2 separate regions of the Homo sapiens genome follow, and region 2 is linked to region 1. A link is an interaction called in ENCODE POLR2A ChIA-PET data of the cell type or tissue named here. Cell type or tissue: PC-9. All regions are shown on one strand. Each heading gives the region's core, and the rest is flanking DNA. Links, peaks and the distances in the headings are about the cores only. Region 1 overlaps SMG7-AS1 (SMG7 antisense RNA 1). Region 2 overlaps NMNAT2 (nicotinamide nucleotide adenylyltransferase 2).

Evidence for each region. ChIA-PET counts read pairs that join two places held together with the same protein. Peaks named below come from ENCODE experiments on the same cell type or tissue, not always from the same donor. Only the 100,000 strongest peaks of a DNase experiment are listed, where the experiment ranks them.
Region 2: POLR2A ChIA-PET joins it to region 1 with 6 read pairs; 5 of 35 experiments call an interaction of 5 or more read pairs at or near these places.

The regions. Positions count from the first base shown.
Region 1 is chr1:183,455,829-183,465,878 of GRCh38, reverse strand. SMG7-AS1 (SMG7 antisense RNA 1) reads left to right here. Exons shown (of 5, transcript NR_040063.1): 4 at 3,918-4,113; 5 at 4,211-5,005. It overlaps LOC105371646 (a long non-coding RNA gene), which reads right to left. Exons shown (of 4, transcript XR_922351.2): 3 at 8,349-8,428; 4 at 2,996-3,836. Among named protein-coding and RNA genes, the nearest start is that of SMG7-AS1, 11 kb to the left of the region's middle. In PC-9, for the core only: no CTCF peak of the experiment used is centred there; a DNase peak (open chromatin) is centred at 4,258; H3K4me3 peaks cover 1,090 bases; H3K27ac peaks cover 2,500 bases.
Region 2 is chr1:183,407,840-183,415,866 of GRCh38, reverse strand. All of the region lies in intron 1 of NMNAT2 (nicotinamide nucleotide adenylyltransferase 2), which reads left to right. Among named protein-coding and RNA genes, the nearest start is that of NMNAT2, 6.5 kb to the left of the region's middle. In PC-9, for the core only: no CTCF peak of the experiment used is centred there; a DNase peak (open chromatin) is centred at 4,636; H3K27ac peaks cover 1,809 bases.

The sequences.
Region 1 (10,050 bases), core at 2,877-5,376:
AAGTCTCCATTGCTTTTCCATTACCCTTAGGATAAAGTTTCCAATCCTTATGATGACCTCTGTTCTGGTCTCTGCCTGCCTCTTCTCTGACAACCCTCCCCACCCCCTGGTATCACCACTCTAGCTATAGTGACCTTCTGCTAGGTCCTTGAATAAGCAGTGTTCTTTTCTTCTCGGAGCCTTTAGATAAGTTGTTCCCTCTATCTGGGTAATTCTTCTCCGCAGACTACTCTTATGTCTACCTATGCTTTAAGCCTAAATCTGAACTTCTTTGGACGAGCTTTCTCTACTTTCCAACCCCCAACCATTAGGCTAAGTTAGCTAAACTGGTTATATGTTCCCATAGCACTCTGCCCTTCTTTTTCATGGCATTTGTAAGTCTTTCATATTTGTAAATCTTTGTTTAATGTCTGTTACCTCCAATTGTAAGCTCTGTAAGAGTAGATGCTGTGCCTATTTTGCTTACTCTTGTATTATCACTTCCCTAGCAGAACACCAGATACAAGGAATGCTCAATAAATGTTCATTAAGTCAAGGAATTAAAAAACAAAAACCAAATTAATAGAAATTTGGGAGCTGGGCACAATGGCTCACACCTGTAATCTCAGCACTTTGGGAGGCCAAGGTGGAAGATTGCTTCAGCCCAGGAATTCGAGACCAGCCTGGGCAACATAGTGAGACCCCATCTCTAAAACAAAAAAAAAATTGGACCACGTATTCTTTAGAAGTAATCCTAAAGCAGTAAGAAAATAATTTTATTGGGCCTTCAACTAATCTCGGTAATTGAAATTGCTATTACATTTAACAAGATTAAAGTTGTAATTAAATGAAATATTTAAGCAATGAGTAAAATGCACAGTTATAAGATGAAGGATAACTCATCAGTTATCTCACAACAGCATCTCAGACTTTGATGTAGAAAAAGTCTTCAACGTCCAAATTATTTTTATTTAACTTTATGTTTTTAAATTTGAGATTAGGTGCAGTTAATTCTTTCATTATGTGGCAGGAGAGGGTGCTAGGGAAGGATGGCAAAAGAGAAGAGAGGCTATCAGCTAATTAGAATGTAATACAAAAAGTTACCTTTAAAATTTCGGAAAGAAAATTGGATCAGGGTGTAGAATGGAAAGCTCAGTGGTCTCTATTTTTCACCAGAGAAGTGTTTATAAATTCTAGCATTATTATTGTTAATTTTTTTGCCTGTAATGGGATAGGGCTAAGTAAACTGAATGTAGGATTTTAAGGAAAGGGCTATATCCAATTTCAAAGTAAATGTGATAATTATGTTTCTGGAGGCAGGTTCTGAATTCAATTCAATTAAATAAGGCATGTAACATATGTAAGCAGCCTGGCACTTAGTAGACACTCAACGAATGCTCTTACTTTATATAAAGGGTGAATAAGAACTGCATACACACTCTAATTAATGTAGGTTAAATGCACCTTTAAAAACAAATACAAACTGCTGTAGAGGTACACAGCATACTGCCTCAAAACTATATGACCAGTTTTATCATATGACCCTTCCTTCCTTCCTTCCTTCTTCTCTTTCTTTCTTTCTCTGTCTTTTCTTTCTTGCCCTGCCCTGCCCTCTCCTCCCCTCCCCTTCCCTCCCTTCCCCTTCCCTCTTCCCTCCCCTCCCCTCTCTTTTCTTTTCTTTACTTTTTTTCACTTTTCTTCCTCTCCTCTCTCCTCTCCTCTCCTTTCCTTTCTTTTTGACAGGGTCTCACTCTGTTGCCCAGGCAGGAGTGCAGTGGTGCAATCACGGCTCACTACAGCCTCAACCTCCTGGGCTCAAGTGATTCTCCCACCTCAAGCTCCCAAGTAGCTGGACTACAGGCATGTACCAGCATGCCCAGCTAAATTTTCTTTATTTTTGAGGTCTCACTGTGTCTGCCAGGCTGGTCATGAACTCCTGACCTCAAGTGATAAGTGATCCTCCCACCTCAGCCTCCCAGTGTGCTGGGGTTACAGGTGTGAGCCACCATGCCTGGCCAGTATAAATTCTTTAATCTATTTGTGAAGGATATCTCAGTTCATTAGCTGTTTTGTATTTGAATGAAATGAGAGCCAAGATCTGGTTCAAAGCTAAAGAGGATAAGGAGGCTTCTACGGAGCAAAACCAGCTGTTTATGCTTTCCCCTGCCCTCTTTCAAACTAACACCTCTGGAATGGCTTTGACTTGCATGCTGTTTCACTCTCGTGCTCTCTCAACCATTGGCTATAATGTTCCCATTATGGTCCTCCAAGTCATCCATTTCTTTGTCCAAGAGGACATGAATAGTTTTAATTTTTGTTGTTGTTGTTGTTGTTGTTTTGTTGTTGTTTTGAGACAGGGTCTCTCACTATCACCCAGGCTGTAGCGTAGTGGCATAATCACAGCTCACTGCAGCCTCAACCTGCCAGGCTCAAGCCATTCTCCCACCTCAACCTCCTGAGTACCTGGGGCTACAGGCACATGTCACCACGCCTGGCTAATTTTTGTATTTTTAGTAGAGATGGAGTTTCTTCATGTTTCTCAGGCTGGTTTTGAACTCCTGGGCTCAAGCAATCCACCTGCCTTAACCTCCCAAAGTGCTGGGATTACAGGCATGAGTCAATGCACCCCACCAGTTTTAGTTCTTTAACAATGTTCCTGTGGGTAAGACCAGGACTAGAGGGCATGCCAAATAACTGGAATGCCAACATTTCCAAAATACAGGCAGCAGTGGCCTAGATGTTACAGAAGGTTACCAGCTGTAGAAAGAAGCTGAAATTAATTTTCTCTAAGTATTTGAGGAACAGTCAAATTTCAGCATGAAAGCACTGTAGGAATGTTAGGTAGAATTGAGTTTAGTATCTATAGAGCATGTTCAATTGATGATGATCAATTCCCATCTTTCTCTGCTTTTTCAAGACAAATCTATATCGAAACTAAAATTTTACTTCTGGGAATCTTAATCTTGGTGTATCCTGCTACTATGGAGAAGTTTGATGAGCTGTGGATCCTCTAGAATTTTAGTATTTAGTAATTTATTCAGTCTTTCAGTCTTTTCATAAATAGAATTTTCATTGTATCAGGTCATATGCTAGTCATTAGGGTGAAAATGGTGAACAAACAGTCCTGCTCTCAGAGCTTAAGTTTAAAAGACAGTTAAGTAAAAGGGAAGTTATATTATAGAGTGACAAATGCCGTGGTAGAGGTCTTTGGAACCATTCCACTTGAGATCGAGTACAGGCATGCAATCAGATAATCCACGTAAGTGTCCCAGTCAACTGTAAAGTCCTTCAGAATGAGATTTTGCATAGTTTACTTGTTCACATTCTATTTCCCAGCAGGAAAAGGAATACATACAGCTCATCTACCAGAAAAGTGATGGAAAACCATGGCTAAAAGTATACTAAATTATGCCTGAAAGATACAAAACTATAGATGTAAAGTGCAACTATGAAATAGAATTACATAGAAAATGGTCATACATATAATAAAATGTTAATAGCAGCTATTTCTGAGGTAGACTACTTACGGTTGGCTTTAATTTCATACATTTTTCAACATTTTCTGCCAACCAAAAAGCAAAGTTGAGTTTATTATGGTTATTGTTGTTTTGGTGGTGGTTAGCATTGTTTTTAAAGAATGCCTGAACTTCTATATTATAGGAGTCTGAAAGTAACATTAGACATTGAAAAGGAAGCACATTAAAGATAAGTGTAGGGCCGGGAGCAGTGGCTCACGCCTGTAATCCCAGCTACTTGGGAGGCTGAAGCAGAAGAATTACTTGAATCCGGGAGGTGGAGGTTGTAGTGAGCCGAGATTGCGCCACTGCACTCCAGCCTGGGCAACAGAGTGAGACTGTCTAAAGGAAAAAAAAGAAAGAAAAAAGATAAGTGTAATAGCTTTTCACAACTGATGATTGAAAAAAACAATCTTGTTACAGGCAATTCCTATGGCTCTAATGCAGTATCAGGCACTAATACTTATGTATGAGCAAAAATTGATGAGGATGATCATGTTTTAATACACCAGTACAGACCAAAATGCCTCTTTGGTAATTTTCAGATCTACTTCTGGGAACCGTCACAGCCTGAGAAAGATGGCATGCCCTGAATGGAATTCACAGAGAATTATTTTAAGTAAAAGAAGTTTAAAGTTATATCTTAATTTGTCTTTATTTGCCATTTTGCCTTTTCTTACCTTTAAAATTATTTTCTGCCCCTCCCTCAACTCTAGGTCATGCTACTGGCCCCGCCCAGTTATGTAACAACTTGCATTTCCTCAATTCTCTGGAATGTGGCCAGTCAGGAACTTCCACATTTGGTTTTTTTTTTTTCCCCCATTTGTGGGTAAGAAAGTAAAAGAGGCAGGAAAACTGAATTGAGAAAGAAGAAAGAATAGGGGAAGAGAGAAAGAAAAAAGAAAACCATGAAGCCTGGAAGAGGAGAAAGAAGAGATAGATGAGCAAAGAAGCACATTGCCTGGTGGTAGTAATAGTTGTCAGACACCCATCTATTATAATCTGTTTTCCATGGGAGATTTTAAGAAGAGGCTAGATCCCCAGTCTGTCTTAAAATCAAGAAAAGGGACTCTGTTGCCTCTAAAGTATACTTCCAGACTCAGCAATCTCTAAATTCTGAGTGGGGCATCCCTAGTTTTGCTGCCTAAAATCTATGACAGTTGGAAATGATTCCATTTAAGATCCAGTTCAAGAAGCTATACACCCTGAGGAACTTTATATTGCCATTTAGAGGACCGATATTCTCCAGATTGCTTGAGCCCAGGAGTTTGAGACCAGCCTGGGCAACATGGCAAAACTCCATCTCTACCAAAAAAAAAAAAAAAACAAAATTAGCTGGGCATGGTGGTACACATCTGTAGAACCAGCTACTCTGGAGGCTGAGCTGAGAGAACCCCTTGAGCCTAGGAGATGGAGGTTGCTGTGAGCCAAGATCGTGCCACTGCACTCAAGCCTGGGTGACAGAGCCAGACCCTATCTCATAAATAAATAAATGTCAATATTCTCCAAAACAGATTGTATCATTTGAATTTGGACTTTGTGTACACTTGATACTACACTTAATCTTTGCCAAAAAGCCGAGAAGCAATGGACTTTGGGTACAAGGTGGAATATCACTCTACTCTCACCCATTTTAGTATGAGTGAAAATACCATTTAAAACAAAACAAAACAAAACAAAATAAGGTAGTCCAGACAGTTGTAAACTACTGTATATTCTGCAGAAAGTCCTCTTTTACCCCTCAGGTAAGCTTCAGATAGATAGCCAGAAACCTTTGAACTAAATCTAATAATCTCGTGTAAATTTTCATTTTCTCCTCTTTTTTTTTTTTGAGACGGATCTTGCTCTGTCATGCAGGCTGGAGTGCAGTGAGGTAATCTCAGTTCACTGCAACCTCTGCCTCCAGGATCCAAGCAATTCTCATGCCTCAGCCTCCCAAGTAGCTGGGATTACTGGTGCATGCCACCATGCCCAGTTCATTTTTTTGTATCTTTAGTGGAGACAGGGTTTCACCGTGTTGGCTAGGCTGGTCTCAAACTCCTGACCTCAAGTGATCTGCCCACCTTGGCCTCCCAAAGTGCTGGAATTACAGGCATGAGTCACCACACCCATTTGGTAGTACTAATTATGTTTTCTTTACCCAAATTATCTTTTACCTTGAATTTAATGATATTAAAAATCTTTTTTCATTCTACCACTTTAACCTCATGTTTTTTGGGGTTTTTTTGTTTTGTTTTTTTTTTTGTTTATGTTTTTTTTTTTGAGACAGGGTCTTACTGTGTTGCTGGGCTGGAGTGTAGTGCAGTGGCATGATCATGGCCCATTGCATCCTTGATCTCCTGGGATCAAGCAATCCTCCCACCTCAGCCTCTTGAGTAGCTGGGACCACAAGTGTGCACCACCACACCCAGCTAATTTTTTTATTTTGTGTAGAGATGGGGTTTCACCATGTTGCCCAGGCTGGTCTCAAACTCCTGGGCTCAAACAATCCACCCGCCTCAACTTCCCAAAGTGCTGGGATTACATGGGTGAGCCACCGTGCCCAGCCTAATCTCATCTTTAATTCATTATACTGCTATGGTTCTAGTGGTACTTAACAAATGTGTGACTATAGAAATTCCTTAAATGGAAATATAATGACAGAACTGGGTGATTTATTGGATGGGAAGGAATCAAGAAGACTCTCAGGTTTCTGCTTGAGAAATGGATGAAAATAGAAAATGTAAGAGAGAAGGAACAGGTTTGGAGAGGTGTATGGGATGTGGAGATAATGAATTTATTTTGGACATGCTGAACTACATTTGTCTGGGGTTGAGAAAACTTGTGTATCTGGAGAACATGAGAGAAATCTGTACTAGAGTTGTAGCTTTGGGAGTCATCAGCAGTTAGATAGTAATTAAAGCTACTTGTGTGGTTTTTAGAAAGCTTGCCTACAAAATGAATGAAAGATAGTTTTGTCTTATAAAGAGGTGGGAGACTTCAGCAGGAAAACATCCGATATAGAAAAATCAGGGATAGAGGCCAGCCAGGCATGGTGGCTCATGCTTGTAATCCCAGCACTTTGGGAGGCGGAAGCTGGAGGATCACTTAAGCCCAAGAGTTTAAGACCCACATGGGCAACAAAGCAAGACCCTCGTCTCCATAAAAAATAAAATAGGCCGGGTACGGTGGCTCAACACCTGTAATCCCAGCACTTTGGGAGGCCGAGGTGGGCAGATCACCTGAGGTCAAGAGTTTGAGACCAGCCTGGCCAACATGGTGAAACCCCATCTCTACTAAAAATACAAAAAAATTAGCTGGCTGTGGTGGTGCACACCTGTAGTCCCAGCTACTTGGGGAGGCTGAGGCAGGAGAGTCGCTTGAACCCAGGAGGTGGAGGTTGCAGTGAGCCAAGATCATGCCACTGCACTCCAGCCTGGGTGACAGAGGGAGACTCCATCTTAAAAATAAAATAAAATAAAATAACTTGGGCATGGTGGCATGCACCTATAGTCCCAGCTACTGGGAAGGCTGAGGTGGGACGATCTCTTGAGCCCAGGAATTCGAGGCTACAGTGAGCTATGATCATGCTACTGTACTCCAGCCTGGGAGACAGAGCAAGACTCTGTCTCAAAAAAAAAAAAAAGAGGGAGAGAGAGAGGTAGATAAGAGTGAGGCCTCTGGGGAAATGAGAAAAAGTAGATTCCAGAACATAAATGCAGAGAGGAAAATCTCTTCTCTGGTAGAATAATAATGAGATGTAATTGTGGGGTTTTCCTCCACACACCTTTTCTTACACCCCTTCCCTACTGGATTTCAAAACTTAAGGTTACAAAAATGCATAGACTTTGAAAAAATTTAGGATAAAGACTAATTTAAGAGCAAGAGTTTCAGTACCAGAATATATTGTTTTAATGTCTCTAATTGTCGTATACATTAAGTCAGTGAGGAGAGCAAGAAACAGGGGGTTTTATACTCTGCCTCTACCTGAGCCAGAAGCCCTGTGATTTAGAGATTCCAAATAGATTTCTGGCATTTGAGAATACAAGAAGCCTGAATCCATATTACTAAGGAAAGCCAAAAAAGGTAGCAAGACCAGAGTTCCCCACATCCAGAATGTCATGGGAAAATGGTCAAAATGGTTTTGTGGAGCTCACACTTTGAATTTCTACATCTTCTCCAAGAACTTCAATAATAAAATTTAATTAAAAATTAAAAGACATCTCTGGGTTCATTAACAAAACAATCATCTCTGGGCATCAAAATGAAAGACCAGCCAGGCACAGTGGCTCATGCCTGTAATCTCAGCACTTTGGGAGGTCGAGGCAGGTGGATCACCTGAGGTCAGGAGTTCGAAACCAGCCTAGCCAACATGGAGAAACCCTGTCTCTACAAAAATTCAAAAATTAGCCGGGTGTGAGGGCACACACCTATAATCCCAGCTACTGGGTAGGCTGAGGCAGGAGAATCGCTTGAACCCAGGAGGCGGAGGTTGCAGTGAGCCAAGATTGCACCACTGCACTCCAGCCTGGCCGACAGAGTGAGACTGCATCTTAAAAAAAAAAAAAAAAAAAAAAGACCAACACAACTGGTTTAGTGGGGGCTACAGCTACAGCCTCGATGATCTTCTGAGTATGGAAGCTGGTAGAAGTTTTCTAGGAGTTTGAATCCTTCCCAGTAGTGGAGATCAAAGGCACCCCAAACATGGTAGGGCACCTTAGTCAGGTTCATTGTGAAACTGAAATTTGGGAAAAACTGTGACTTCTACCCTGGGCTAGAGTTTAAAAAACAAAGCAAACAGAAAACAACAAAAACTGCTTAGTTATGGTGGTGAAAGGAAACAAACTAGCACACACAAGACTTAGGCTAACCTACCTTGAGGCTCAGGAGGCAGAACTGAAGGACACATCCTGAGACACATAGCCAGGGGGTCTCAGGTCTACATGGACGCAACGCTAAAACAGGAAACCAACGGAATAAGTTAAAAAAAAGGAAAAACTATCACTCTAGATGACCTGCAAATTACAATTTGTACACAAGGAAAACAATACTAAAAACATCTGCCAACTTTCAATTTAGTTTCTGTTTAATTGATCTGTGAATTTCTAAAAAGACATATTTAAATTTTCCAATATAGCACCTGGGCTTGGTGGCATGGACCTATAGATCCAGCTACCCAGGGGGCTGAGGTGGAAGAATCCATTGAGCCCAGAAGTTTCAGCCTAGCCTGAGCAACACAGTGAGAACTTGTTTAAAAAAAAAATTTTTTTTAATTTCAATATAGTGTTGATGTACTAATTTTTGGTGTAATTCTGTTAGTTTTTGTTTTATATCATGGTTATATGGTCAGCTAGATAGAACTTGGCAATTTTTAATTTTTATTATTACGTAATGTTTTTATCCTTATTAATACTTTTTGCTTTATACTATTTTTGTCTGCTACTGATATTAAACTTCAACTTTCTTTTGTTTAGCATTTGCTTGCTATAACTTTTACCTTTATTTTTAACCTTTTCTATGTTATTTTATTATGGCCACATCTTTTGTATGTGGCATATAGCTGATTTTTTGTTGTTGTTTTTAATCCTGACAGTCTGTTTTTAACTGAAAAGTTCAATTTATATGAGTAAGATCTATTTGAATTTATCTCTACCAATGTCTACTTTTGATGTCTACCAATGTATTTATTTATTTTTTTTTTGAGAGGAAGTCTCATTCTGTCGCCCAGCCTGGAGTGTAGTGGCATGATCTCAGCTCACTGCAACCTCTCCCTCCTTGGTTCAAGTGATTCTCCTGCCTCAGCCTCCCAAGTAGCTGGAACTACAGGCACGTGCCACTGTACCTGGCTACCTTTTGTATTTTTAGTAGAGACAGGGTTTCGCCATGTTAGCCAGGCTGGTCTTCAACTTCTGACCTTAGGTGATCAGCCCGCCTTGGGATCCCCAAAGTGCTGGGATTCCAATATACTTTTGATTTTCTGTTCGCAATGATTTCTCTTTTTTTTTTTTTTTTTTTGTGGTTGTTGTTGTTTGTTTGCCTCTCTTGCCTTTGTTGGATTGATAACTTTTGAAAATTCCCTTGCTTTTACCTCTATTTGAAGTGGGTTATATTTTGTCTGTTCTTTCAGAAGCTACTGTTAAAATTTTGACATGCATGCTTAACCATTTATTTTCCTAACGATTTCTAAAGTTTTTGTTGTTGTTGTTGTTGTTGAGATGGAGTCTCACTCTGTCGCCCAGGACGGAGTGCAGTGGCGCCATCTTAGCTCACTGCAAGCTCCGCCTCCAGGTTTCACGCCATTCTCCTGCCTCAGCCTCCTAAGTAGCTGGGACTACAGGCTCCCACCACCACGCCCGGCTGATTTTTTGTATTTTTAGTAGAGACGGGGTCCCACCGTGTTAGCCAGGATGGTCTCGATCTCCTGACCTCCTGACTTCGTGATCCGCCCGCCTCGGCCTCCCAAAGTGCTGGAATTACAGGCGTGAGCCACCGCGCCCAGCGGATTTCTAAAGTTTTTTAAAGTCAGTTATCCTCCAGCCCCAAGACTGCTTTATCTACCTAATGTATTGGGAGTCAT
Region 2 (8,027 bases), core at 3,514-6,013, 51 kb after region 1:
GCACATAAACAGGTGAAAATGAGGCAAGAATAAGAACACAAAATACACATTCAACTATTTTTGGTAGAATGTCTTATTGGAATCTTTGAGCTCTGGATAAATTTTATAATTTATTTTTGTAGAGCAGTTCTGGTTAACAAAGCCATTTCATCTATGTTATGTTACTTATTCCTGTTAAAAACCTTATAAGAAAAACATTATTACCCTTATTTTACAAATGAGAAACTGACAGAAGCCAAGTGACTTATGAACACACATGGAGAATGGGTGGCACTGAGACTTGAGCCTCATGTTCCTGATTCCTCTTGCAGAGGCCTTCATACTGCAACAAAGGCTGGAGGAAGTGCCCGCTCATCTTCTGACTGCATAATTCCATGAACACTCTATTTTCATGAACCATAAACTAAGAGAATTAAACTGGCCATCAACTAAGTGAGATTCATATATGTGCTTTTCCTTAAGATCTTTGTCTCATGTCTAAAGAAACCAGTTATTTATGAACTATTTCCTCCTTTTAAATTGCTTTAAAAATTTTCTCTGTGACAACACGGAAATAATTAATACAACTAAATTATCAAACTTTTGGCCAGGTGTGGTGGCTCACTCCTACAATCCCAGCACTTTGGGAGGTGAAGATGGACATTAACACATGAGCTCAGGAGTTTGAGACCAGACTTGGCAACATGGTGAAACCCCATCTCTACAAAAAATATAAAAATTAGCCAGGTATGGTGTTGCATGCCTGTAGTCCCAGCTACTGTGGAGGCTGAGGTGGGAGGATGGCTGAGGTGGAAGCCTGGGAGGCAGAGGTTGCAGTATGCCAAGATAGCACACTGCACTCTATTCTAGGTAATACAGCCAGACTCTGCCTTAAAAATTTTTTTTCAAGCTTTCTTTAAGGTGACTGAAATTTGTAATAATTTTTTTTTAAAAAACAGACACAAACAAGACTTTGAAATTAGGCATTTTAAATAGAGCTCCTATATCCTGAAATTCAATTTCTTATCAAAGGAAAAAGAGAGACTGTAAACAAAAAGAGAAGTGACATTCAAAACTCACTCTTCATCTTTGTAAAGTAGCACTTGTACAATTCTCAATATTTGTAAATATTTTTAGAATGAACTTTTCTTTTACTCTGAAAGGGAAGTTGATATTATTTCTCCTATTTGAAACTATAGAAACATACAGGAAAAAATAGTATTTGTGAGAGATATTTGACACTTGTATACTCAACTGTAACTAAAATGCTTTCAGGGATGAGTAAAAGTTTTTGGCAAAGTAAACTCATAAATGAGTGATGTCATATCTCATGGGTCTGCCTCATTACATAAGAAGATAATGTGGAATTGGAAGTTTTAAAAAATGTAACTGCTTAGTTTTTAACTATGTAGAGATTATAATTTAATGTAGCTTTCTTTACATTTATAGCTATATTTGTCAATAAATCTACCACTGGGAAGTCAGAGAGCAAGTTTAAATAGAAAAGTAAGAAAGGACAGCTCAGATTATTTTGGCTATATAAACAAAAACAGAGGAATTGGGGAATTTCATCACAGCAGAAATATTTCTAGCTATTTTTTGTATTTTTTTCTATTTTAATTTGTAGATATAGGGTCTTGCTCTGTTGCCCAGGCTGTAGAGCAGCAGCAGGGTCATGGCTTCCTGCAGCCTCAAACTCCTGTTTCTGCTAGCTGCAGTTTAAATCCATGACTCCAAAAACTATTATCTTTTCACTGCGCTCTGATATTGTCTCCAAAAATTACCAAAGTCTAGCATCTTTCCTCCTTTTAAGCCAGTCAGAGGTCTAATGCCTGACAGAGAGGAATAACCAGGTTGCAAGGAGTCATTCATTCAGGTCGGGTGGTTAATATCAGGGAGAGCTTTCTGAAATAAGCTTCAGTGAGAACAATTGGAATTGGAAACTTATGGCAGCCGCTGTTTTTGAAAATTAATATTTCTAGGCCGGGCGCGGTGGCTCATGCCTGTAATCCCAGCACTTTGGGAGGCCGAGGCGGGCGGATCACGAGGTCAGGAGATCGAGACCATCCTGGCGAACACGGTGAAACCCCATCTCTACTAAAAACACAAAAAAATTAGCTGGGCGTGGTTGCGGGCGCCTGTAGTCCCAGCTACTCAGGAGGCTGAGGCAGGAGAATGGCGCGAACCCGGAAGGCGGAGCTTGCAGTGAGCCGAGATCGCGCCACTGCACTCCAGCTTGGGCGACAGAGCGAGACTCCGTCTCAAAAAAAAAAAAAAAAAAAAAAGAAAGAAAAGAAAATTAATATTTCTTTAGAAAAATCATATTTCTTCGAAAAGACCCACAATACTGATAACTCAAATGGCACAAGATCTACTATAATCATTTTCCAAGTACCCCAGCCTGTGGCATAGTAGAGTCTCATGCTTAGGCTGGGTGCATGCTCACAGCCACCACCGTGCTCTCCAGCAGTAGTCCCTCCACCAGCATCCAGGAGAATGTGACCAAAAACAGGAGGACATGGTGCCTGTAGTCCTAACTACACAGGAGGCTGAGGTGAAAGGTCCGCTTGAGCCCAGAAAAAGAATTGAATTTGGTCATTTCTGGCTGTGACCAAGGCCATCCTCCTGGTATTGGCTCCCTCCTCCCTTTACATCTTCCAGTGTCTCCATGATTTGTAAACTCTGCAGCAAAGGCAAATATTACGACCACTACTAGTATCATCATCTTCCCCATTATCATCCTAATCATGAAGCCACTTTATTTGAACTTCTTTAAACCATACTGCCATTAAGCTATTTTTTCTTAAATTTAATGCATAATTCTCTTTAGCATTATACAAGTGAGCCAGCCAGGAAAATTCTTATAATCATGGCAATAAGAGGTTAAGAGGAGGAAGTAGCAAAGGAGCAAGACTCTGAGGCTAACCCCTGGAAGTGATGGCAGCTAAATAGCATTCTTTTTCTGTTTTTCCTCCTACATCAAATTGCCTCCACATGAATAGACATGCTGCAACATATTGACCTCATTTAATATTTACCAGGCAGTAGAAGAGATAGTAAAGCATATTCCCTAGATAAGACTAAATGCTTATAGTTTTATTCTTGTTTCAGTTTCTTAGGCCAAAAACCTTGGACTAATGCTTAATTATTCCCTGTTTTGGACACACTATTTATGTCCAAATGTTTTGGAATCTCTTTATCTTCAAAATATAACTAAGACCAACAACCTCTCTCCATCTACATCCCTGGTGCAAACCACTGTTAACTTTCATTTGAATTATTGCAATAGCTTCTTAACTGGTCTCTCTGCTTCCACTCTTGGTTGCAACACTCATTTCTTAACAAATTATCAGAGCGATCCTTTTGGCCGGGCATGGTGGCTCACACCTCTAATCCCAGCACTTTGGGAGGCCAAGGCAGGTGGGTCATGAGGTCAGGAGATCGAGACCATCCTGGCTAACAAGGTGAAACCCCATCTCTACTAAAAATACAAAAAATTAGCCGGGCGTGGTGGCACATGCCTGTAGTCCCAGCTACTTGGGAGGCTGAGGCAGGAGAATCACTTGAACCCGGGAGGCGGAGGTTGCAGTGAGCTGAGATTGCACCACTGCACTCCAGCCTGGGAGACAGAGCGAGACTCCGTCTCAATAAACAAACAAACAAAAAAACAGAGTGATCCTTTCAAAATGTAAGCCAAATCTAAGTCAGATCATGTTGCTCCTTTGCTCCAAATCCTCCAGAGCTCCGTATCTCTGTCAATCAAAGTCAAAGTCATCATCATGGCCTACAGGCCTCCATGATCAGCCACTCTGCCCCCCACCTCCACCCTAACGCATCTCTTCCACTTCATTCTTAGCTAACCCCATGGAACATCTTTGCTTTGGCCTTAGAGTCTTTGTGCTGAATGTTCCCTTTGCTGGGAATGCCCTTCCCCACCTAGCCCATGTCTCATTCGCTCCCCTCCTCCAATTCTTTACTCAAATGTAACCTTCTCCTCATTGTCCACTTGGCAGAACCTACTCCCCTGATCACATAATTTAAAATTGCACCTCACACACTCCCAGTCCCTGTTATTCTGCTCTACTTATATCTTTTCCCCTTCGTACTTATCACCTTTAAACAAAGCATGTTATTTCTTGTTTTCTTATGCTTATTATTCAATGCCTGTCTCCCCAGCTAGAGCTCCTCAAGAGCAGAGATCTTTGTTTACTCTGCTCATTAATGTATCTCAGGCTCCTAGGACAGTGCCTGGCATACAGTGAGTGCTCATTAAACATTTGTTGAGGCCAGGTGCGGTGGCTCAGGCCTGTAATCCCAGCAATTTGGGAGGCTGAAGCAAGCAGATCACTTGAGGTCAGGAGTTTCAGAGCAGTCTGCAATATGGGGAAACCCTGTCTCTACTAAAAATTCCAAAAAATTTGCCAGGCCTGGTGGTGCATGCCTGTAATCCTAGCTACTCAGGAGGCTGAGGTGGGACGGTCAGAGGTGGAGGTTGCAGTGAGCCAAGATCGCACCACTGCACTCCAGTCTGGGTGACAGAGTGAGACTCCATCTTAAAAAAAAATGTTTATTGAATGAGTAATGAGTGAGATATTAGATTCCTCATCTCAAGTCTATGGTAGACTTACTGCCAGGAATGATAGAGTCAGGAAGGCTCTATGGCTATTGATGATCTCTAGAGGAGATAACAAACTAAACAAAGCAATTGAGGTGAAAAGTGTTACAAAAGAGGTGAGAATGAGGTAAAGTGGGAACATGGAGGAAGTTACCACTCTGGACATGGTAGATGGGCCATTAGAGCAGGTGTTAGTGAGAGTTTGAGCTTGAAAGTTGAAGCTGCCAAGTGGACAGAATAGAGAAAGGCATTCTTGGCTGGGCGTGGTGGCTCACACCTGTAATCCCAGCACTTTGGGAGGCCAAGATGGGAGGATTGCTTGAGCCCAGGATTTGGAGACCAGCCTGGAATTTATAATGAGACCCCATCTCTACAAAAATTTAAAAAATTAGCTGGGTGTGTTGGCATGTGGCTGTAGTCCCAGCTACTTGGGAGGCTGAGATGGAGGGATCACTTGAGCCCAGAAGTTCAAGACCAGACTGGGCAACAAAGCAAGACTTCATCTCTTAAAAAAAAAAAAGGAAATTAAAAAAAAGAGAGAGAGAATGGCATTCTGGGAAGAGAGCAGGATATGTATGGAAGCCTCAACAGCATGGCGCATTAAGGAATTTCTAGGGAACTTGCTAGAGTGCAGGTGAGCACAGGGAAGGACAGATGAGAGAGCCAGAAAACAGGTTGGAAGGGGGGCAGTGCCAAGCAGTTCAGATCTGACCCAGCATTTTTTTTAGTGGGCCTCGAAAGGTGATGGGCAAAGGAGTACATGGCAGATGTTGGACCTGCATCCCAAATGTCAGTGTTCCCTTTGTTAGCAGTTCAGTAGGGAGCTGCCATTGTGATTTTATCTAAACATTTTAAAGTTATTATTTCTGTATCACTCTTTGAAGTGGATTTTTTCTTTTTCTTTCTTTTCATGATTTTATTTATTTATTTTTTATTTATTTTTATTTTTTGAGATGGAGTCTCACTCTGCCGCCCAGGCTAGAGTGCAGTGGCTCTGTCTCAGCTCACTGCAACCTCCACCTCCCGGGTTAAAGTGATTCTCATGCCTCAGCCTCCAGAGTAGCTGGGACTACAGGCACCCGCCATCATGCCCGGCTATTTTTTTTTTTTTTTTTGGTATTATTTTTGTAGAGACAGGATTTCACCATGTTGGCCCAGCTGGTCTTGAACTCCTGACCTCAGGTGATCCGCCTGCCTCAGCCTCCCAAAGTGCTGAGATTGCAGGGGTGTGCCACCATGCCCAGCCACGATTTTATTATTTTCTGAAATGGAACCATTGTACATTGTATAAAGTATATCTGTTGAGGAAATACATAAGTGAGAAATTCTATTGCTGTACAACCCACCAAAATAACAACAAACAAGCAAAAAATTCACCCCCCTGATAGGTTGTTCTTGCCTAGGATCTAGATTTTACTGTGCTTCACTGGAATGCCCTTGTTGCTCAAGTATTCTCAGATTTGGTGAACTCAGTTCACCCTAGTTTTATCTTCCATGATTTTGTTGGATTTGAATATGTGCCTGCTTTCTTCTCCACAGGCTTAATTGTCTGAAAAGTAAGCACTGTAGAGATCCTGTCTTTTGACACTTGTTTTTAGCACTAATCCTGGAGGTCTTGATCAAGACCTATTTCTATTCTTATAAAACTATGGTTCTGGCTGGGCACAGTGGCTCACACCTGTAATCTCAGCACTTTGGGAGGCCGAGGTGGGAGGATCACTTGAGGCCAAGGGTTCGAGACCAGCCTGGGCAGCATAGGGAGATCCCATCTCTACAGAAAATTTAAAAATTAGCCAGGTGTGGTGGTGTGCATCTGCAGTCCCAGCTACTCTGGAGGCTGAGGTGGGAGGATGGCTTGAGCCCATGAGGTTGAGGCTGCAGTGAGTCATGATCATGCCACTGTGCTCTAGCCTGGGTGAAAGAGAGAGACTCTGTCTCAAGAAAACAAAAACAAAAATATATCATTCTCCATGACTATTGAAATTATTTACCATTTAAAAAACTCAATAAAGTGACACTATGGTAAGGGGTTGGGTTTTCTGATGCTTTATTTAAAATTTAATTTAATTTTTTTTTAATTTTTAGAGACATGGTCTCACTTTGTTGCCCTGTCTGGCCTCAAATTCCTAGGCTAAAGTGATCCTCCTGTCTCAGCCTCCCAAAGTGCTAGGATTACAAGTGTGAGCCACCGTGCCCACCAATGCTTTATTCTTCAACATTTTTCCAACCCTTCATCTTAGTACCCACAGAGAGGTGAAACACTTCCTCCATGGAGCACTGAGATGAAACTACATCCATGACTATTCATATTCCTTTTCAAATATTTATGTGTGGATAAATATTTAGCAGTGCATAGCTCATCACATCAACTACAAGATCTTTAAAAGAAGACTTTTTTTAAAAAAAGAGACATGTCATTCGTTTTAAATTAAAATTAAGACAATAAATATTGTACATATAAATTCAAGCCATAATTGCTTCATTTTCCATGAACCAATCTTGCTAAGCACCATTTAAAAATTATTTACTTGTTATACCCCAGGGAATCAAAATTTATAGATATTATATCAGGTTCTCTTGCTGTTAACAGTGTTGACAAAGAATGGGTAAAGGCCCCAGTTTTTCCTATCACTCCATTTTTTCTGTTTATATGGAAACTAATAAACTGAATGGCTATTGATCTGGGAGTATACTTAGTCTGCTGGAGCCTTATCTTTCTCATTTGTAAAATAAGGTGATTGACATAACTCAGAGGTCGGCAAACTATGGCCTGCAGGCCATATGTGGACAGCTACCCGATTTTTTAAGGCCTGCAAGCTAAGGATGGCTTTTTACATTTTTAAATGGTTGAAAAAAAATGTAAAATAACAATAATATTTTGTGATACATATAAATTTTATAAAATAAAATTTTACTATTCATAAAGTTTTATTGGCACATAGCCACTCTCATTCATGTATGTATTATCTCTGGATGTTTTTGCACTGAAACAACAGAGGTGAGTGGTTGTGACAGAAACTTTATGGACTGCAAAACCAAAATTATTTACTATCTGAACATTTACAGAAAGCTTGCCAACCCCTGGAATAACCTACCTCTGGGTGTTGGAATGGAAGTATCTAAAGTGTTCTTAAAATAGGAAGTGCTGTTGAAGTCCATTACCCAGAGAAACTGTTTAACGAACAATTTTCAGTCTAAACTAAATCTCTAAAAAGACTCATTTAAGCAGCAAATGTAGTTTCAATTTCATAATTGTAATTTTTCTGGCTGACTGGGTAAATGGCCATGTTCATGGTGGGGATGATTTTCTGGTGTTTGGTTTACAGTGGACATTGATTCACAACTCTGGCTAATGTTGGACATTTATCTGCTGTTGAACATTAGGTATACTTTCTCAGAACACATTTATCCTTTTCTTGTTTCATAGCTACCT